2 separate regions of the Homo sapiens genome follow, and region 2 is linked to region 1. The links are chromatin contacts, found by Hi-C or POLR2A ChIA-PET in ENCODE. All regions are on one chromosome and are shown on one strand. Each heading gives the region's core, a stretch centred on a gene start or an enhancer-like site at or near the end of the contact. The rest is flanking DNA. Distances are from core to core; before and after follow the strand shown. Region 1 holds the start of AUNIP (aurora kinase A and ninein interacting protein). Region 2 holds the start of CEP85 (centrosomal protein 85).

Region 1 (2,675 bases), core at 103-2,602:
GCATATCACCTGAGGGCAGGAAGTTGAGACCAGTCTGGCCAACATGGCGAAAACCCATCTCTACTAAAAATACAAAAATTAGCCAGGCGTGGTGGCACACACCTGTAGTCCCAGCTACTTGGGAGGCTGAGGTGGCAGGATCGCTTGAGCCCAAGAGGTTGAGGCTGCAGTGAGCTGAGACTGTGCCACTGTACCCGAGCCTGGGTGACAAAGCGAGATGGCTCTGTCCACCATGAAGACAGGCTCTGGCTGCAGAGATGGTTGAGGTTCCTGGCTGACCTGCTGCAGACTGGGCAAGAGGTGGCTGAGCTTCTATCCTCCCTCCACCAAAAAAAAAAAATTACAAAATTTTTGGCCGGGCGCGGTGGCTCATGCCTGTAATCCCAGCACTTTGGGAGGCTGAGGCAGGCGTATCACGAGGTCAGGAGTTCGAGACCAGCCTGGCCAATGGTGAAACCCCGTCTCTACTAAAAATACAAAAATTAGCTGGGTGTGGTGGCGTGCGCCTGTACTTCCAGCTACTAGGGAGGCTGAGACAGAAGAACCGCTTGAACCCAGGAGGCGGGGCTGCAGTGAGCCGAGATAGCGCCACTGCACTCCAGCCTGGGCGACAGTGAGACTCCGTCTCAAAAAAAAATTTTTTTTACATATACAATATGTAAACATTACGTATAATGTACATATATTCCATCTATGGAGATTGTGGTTAGGGACGGAAGGATGGGTGGGGGTGCCAACATTTTTGCATTTCCAAGGGGTTTTCTGAATTCACAAAGTACTTTCACAACCTCATTTGATCCTCTTTAAAATCCAAGGCACAGTAAACGGTGAAAGCAGGACTGAAATCTAGTTCCTGACCCCAAATTTTAACCTCTTCAAAATCCTCTCCCATGTGGCTTCGTAGTTACGCTTACATTAAAAAAAAAAAATTACCAAAGTTGTTCGCACACTCGAGTGTCTGGTAACCACTTAGGTCGAGGACCCCTGGTCTGGAGTCGACGGGCCTGATCTCGGCTCAGCCACTTCCTTCTGGGGGTGATCGCGAAGATTCAGCGATGACACGAACAAATTCCTAAGCCCGGGAAATACTGTAAGAAATTTTCAATACAGCAAAAAGAAAATGTACATTTCTGAGGCTGTCGAGAACCGTTCACACAGCAGCTTCCGAATCCGCTCTTGAAAGAGCGGATCAGAAAGAACACGCACTCCTCCGCGCAGGGAAATATGCCGCACGCACTCAAGGGACCGGCCGCGAAAGTTAGTGCGTGGGCGGGGCACAGCGAAGGGGGCCAGGGCCTTGCCGGGGCGGGGCTGGCGCCCGGGGCGGTCGCGACGTAGCCCCGCCCCCAGCGTTGGCGCGAGATCCGAACGTCGGCGGCCGCGGTTCTGGCGTTCCCTGAGGCGCCGGGAGCCTGCGCCGGCGTCCTGCCGGCTTCGTCTCCTCAGCGGCCATGAGGCGGACAGGCCCCGAGGAGGAGGCCTGCGGCGTGTGGCTGGACGCGGCGGCGCTGAAGAGGCGGAAAGTGCAGGTGGGACGCTGGGGGATGAGAGGGCGTTGGGAACCAGGTAGGGCCTGGAGGCGTAAGACGGGAGGAGTTTGGGGGACACCTGGAGATGATGAAAGCGAAGTCGGGGACAGAGAAGGGAACAGCGTTGGGGATTCACAGGCGAGAGGGATTGTGGTCTGAAGAAGGTTGAAAAACGGGGCTTGGGGAGGATGGGAGGGACGGAAGGAAAGAGCGTGCTGTTGGGGGGTCTGGAGGAGCGGTGCGCAGGGAGGGGCGGCGAAGGTTCAGGTGTGGGAGAGGCGGAGGGAAAGTTCGCTCGGAGCAGTTGAACTGACCAGGCTCCCTAGGAGGCCACAGTCCCTGCGAGACGTCCTAGTAGAGGCTGGAGCATTGGGAGATGGATGCGAATGCAAATTGGGGAAATTCTCACCCCGGGGTCTGTTTCCACCCAATTTGCCAAGTTGCAGGCCAACTACCTGCCCAGAACCGGTAACTTTGAGGGGAAAAGTAGAAGCTATGGGAAGGGGAGCTGGCCTCCTATGTACTGAGCAGTCACTGGGTGCCGGATACTGCATTAGATACTGAATATGCGTTATATGTGTCGTCATTCTTGCTGGGAATGAGGAAACTGAGGTTCAGTAACTAACCTAGGCCCGCCTAACTAGAAGGAGCTGGAAATCACATTCAGGTCTGTCACCTAGGCAAGATGCTCTTCAGTCACTGTAAAGAAACAAAAGTGCGACATAATAATCATTCATGTTTATTGAGCATTTTATGCTGGTGCTAAGTGTTTTAGGTATGTTACCTTGTTTGGTACAATTCTATATGGTAGATAGTGTAATGATACCCATTTTACATACGGAAAACAGGCTCAAAACAGACACTAGGGGCAAGATTCTTGCTCTCAGGTTGCTCACAGTCTTATAGGGAAGAAAAGAGGTGTATAAATAATAACAACAATACCTAACCTTTATTGAGTGCTTTCTATGTGTCAGGCATTTTGCCGAGACTTTATACACTTTATCAATGGCAGGTACTCACCAAAATTCAGTAAAGTAGATTTTGTCATTATCCTGGTTTTATAGATAAGAAATTTGATCATTTTATTATTATTATTTATTATTATTATTTTTTGAGATGGAGTCTTGCTCTGTCGCCCAGGCTGGA
Region 2 (2,675 bases), core at 78-2,577, 370 kb before region 1:
TAAGAGAACCACATCAAGACAAGAGAGGATTTGAAGGGATACACAGACAGCTGACACAGACACACGAAGGATCTCACACCATTACACTATTTTCACCGCCTTGATCATTCATTAAACCTTGTGAAAGAGAAGCCAAATCCTTGACAAGAAGTTGCCTTTACAAAGAAAAGTCGTGAGACATACAAAACCACCAGATCACTATAAAGCAGACAAGGTTTGAGGGCAAATAAATGAGGCCTGGCTAGCTTCATCGTCCTTGTATCACCACCGCCCCCTACTTATCCCAGTGTTCAATTCATCAACCGAAATTTACTGCGTGCCTACTATGCGCCTGGCTCTGAGCCACGTGTTGGGAATGTACTGGTGTAAAGGATCGCTCTCATTAACTGAGGTGAAGTAAGCGTTGAATATACTGTTGAACAAATAAACCTGAACACACTAACTTTCAGTTCAACCAAAGCACCAGCTCCTTCTCGCTGAAGGAAGCTTCCTCACCTTCCGCCCTACTGACATTTTGGGGGATTTTTCTTTGTTGTTGGGGGCGTCCTACACACAGTAGGCTGTGTAACAGCATCCCTGGCTTCTTCGCACTAGATGCCAGTAGCAAGCCCTGGAGCTGTGACTATCAAAAGTGTTTCCAGACATCGACCAATGTCCCCAGGGAAGCAAAATCGCCCCGGCCGAGAAGTACCGGGGTAAGGCCCCGCCAAGTGCTTTCCGTCCCACAACCTTAATTCTCTACACAGCCTTCCAATCTCGGCTCAAACTTCTCCTCCTCGGGGAGGGCTCCCTGACCTCTCCGACTAGATCCGCGCCTTCTGTTTTGCGCTCTTTGTAAGATTTCTCCACTCTACCCTCACTGCGCGCCGAGGGATTACCCCGCTTAACGTCGACTCCCAGGGCTGTGCGCTCCGCAAGGGCAAGGAATGCGCCGCTCGCTGTGTCCCTGGCTATCGGCACAGGGCCTGGCACGCAGGTAAAGTGACTGCCGTGGGGTGAACCACGGACGGCAAAGCAAGGCAACGGGGGAAGCGAGGGGAATGGGACGCGAGAGGGCGTATGCCGGGGCACTGGCTTCGGAGCCGAGGCGCATGCGCTTCGCTCTCCCCGGCCCCTCACGGTGGCAGGTCGCGAGCGTCTGAGGCTTCGCCGGAGCTATGGGAGGAGAGGCAAGGTCGGCCACTAGGACTGAGGCTCCCGAAGGAGGAAAACTTACACGGGCCTGAAAGCGGGCGGCGAAATCCCTCACTCGGGAAGACTGACTGCAGCCACCACGTCTGCGGTGAGCGGTGGTTCCCTCCCTCAGCTCCTCTAACGGCCGTTGCACGCCCGCCAGGCCGCGCGCCACAGAACGCGCGTCGTTTGGCCCCACCCCGTTCTGCCGCCTCTGGCCAATCGGGAGTCGAGCCGCGCCGGCTTCCCGCCCCTTTCTATCCTCTTCTGACCAATCGGCAGCCGAGCCGCGTCGGTATCCCGCCCCCACACGCTACCCTCTGCTCAGAGAGCCGGACGGATCTTTCTGCGCATGACCACGTCGCCACTTGGCTCCTTCTCTGCCCCTTGCCGCGTTTTACCTGTAGGTGGAGCTCTGCTCACCTAGACCTGGAGGGGCCCTGCTGGGCCTGTGCAGGTTGGGAAGCTGGCGGCCCGCGGGCGGGGCTGGGGACACGAGAATCCCACTCAGCTTGCCTCACCCTCCTTCCATTCCAACGCCGGTCTATCAGTTCTCACACCTGAAGCAGGGGTTCAGGTTGTGACCAGGAGTTAGGGTGTGGCCTGGGTCACTGACTAGTCAGGGTCAAGGCTTGGTCTGGGTTGGACGCAGTGGTCAGCCTGTGACCAAGGTTCAGGTTGAAGGGTAAAGGATCAGTCCTGCCTCCCTCCCCAAACTTGGTCCACAGGAAAAGGAACTGTTAAGTCCATTTGCATTAATATGCGCTTGAAGAGTCAGACAGGAAAATTGTTTGAAAGGAGAACAGAACCATCAGCCAAAGGAATGAATCTCAGATAGTGAAATTCTGGGTATCTAGAAACCTGACTTGGCAGGGAGAGATACTAAAAAATTGTATAGGAGGCCGGGCGCGGTGGCTCATGCCTGTAATCCCAGCACTTTGGGAGACAGAGGAGGGCGGATCACGAGGTCAGGAGATCGAGACCATCCTGGCCAATATGGTGAAACCCCGTCTCTACTAAAAATACAAAAATTAGCTGGGTGTGGTGGCGCATACCTGTAATCCCAGCTACTCGGGAGGCTGAGGCAGCAGAATCGCCTGAACCAGGGAGCCGGAGGTTGCAGTGAGCCGAGATCGTGCCCCTGCACTCCAAAAAAAAGTTGTATGGAAAAAAAAAGTTGTATAATTTCTTAGCTTTAAGAGCCAGACAAAGTGAGTTCATTACTGAATAAAAGTCACTCTAGAGGAAAGACCCTAGGGATGTGCCCCAAGGTTGTATCCTTTGTCCTCTCTTTTAGTATTTTAAGATAAGAATATAGAAGACATAAAATAGCAGATTTAATGGATAATGAAAATGAACCTGGGTATGATATGAAATTAGGACCAGAAGCCTCTGTTAACGTAAAGGCTAAAAAAAAAAATGTTAAGACAGGGTGTCTAAATGAATAAATTTATGGACTGAAGGGTAGAAAGCTAGAAAGTGTTAGTCCTGGCCGGGCACGG

Evidence for each region. A loop is a pair of places that touch in the nucleus more often than their neighbours do. ChIA-PET counts read pairs that join two places held with the same protein, here RNA polymerase II (POLR2A). Pooled maps may share reads with other maps.
Region 2: a map of K562 shows a loop between it and region 1 (7-fold over the local background). The contact joins the promoter of CEP85 here to the promoter of AUNIP in region 1. A Hi-C loop is called at or near these places in 1 of 168 maps with a recorded cell type or tissue (K562), 1 of 37 single-sample maps with no recorded cell type and 9 of 50 pooled maps. POLR2A ChIA-PET finds 5 or more read pairs at or near these places in 2 of 52 experiments (CD8-positive, alpha-beta memory T cell and H1).

Annotation. Positions count from the first base shown.
Region 1 is chr1:25,858,134-25,860,808 of GRCh38, reverse strand. AUNIP (aurora kinase A and ninein interacting protein) reads left to right here and starts at 1,352. Exons shown (of 3, transcript NM_024037.3): 1 at 1,352-1,529. The coding sequence starts at 1,452. RefSeq lists silencers at 535-594, 1,195-1,454 and enhancers at 446-1,071, 945-1,174, 1,072-1,697.
Region 2 is chr1:26,232,852-26,235,526 of GRCh38, reverse strand. It overlaps CEP85 (centrosomal protein 85), which reads right to left and starts at 1,327. Exons shown (of 14, transcript NM_001319944.2): 1 at 1,217-1,327. RefSeq lists enhancers at 459-508, 599-658, 979-1,128.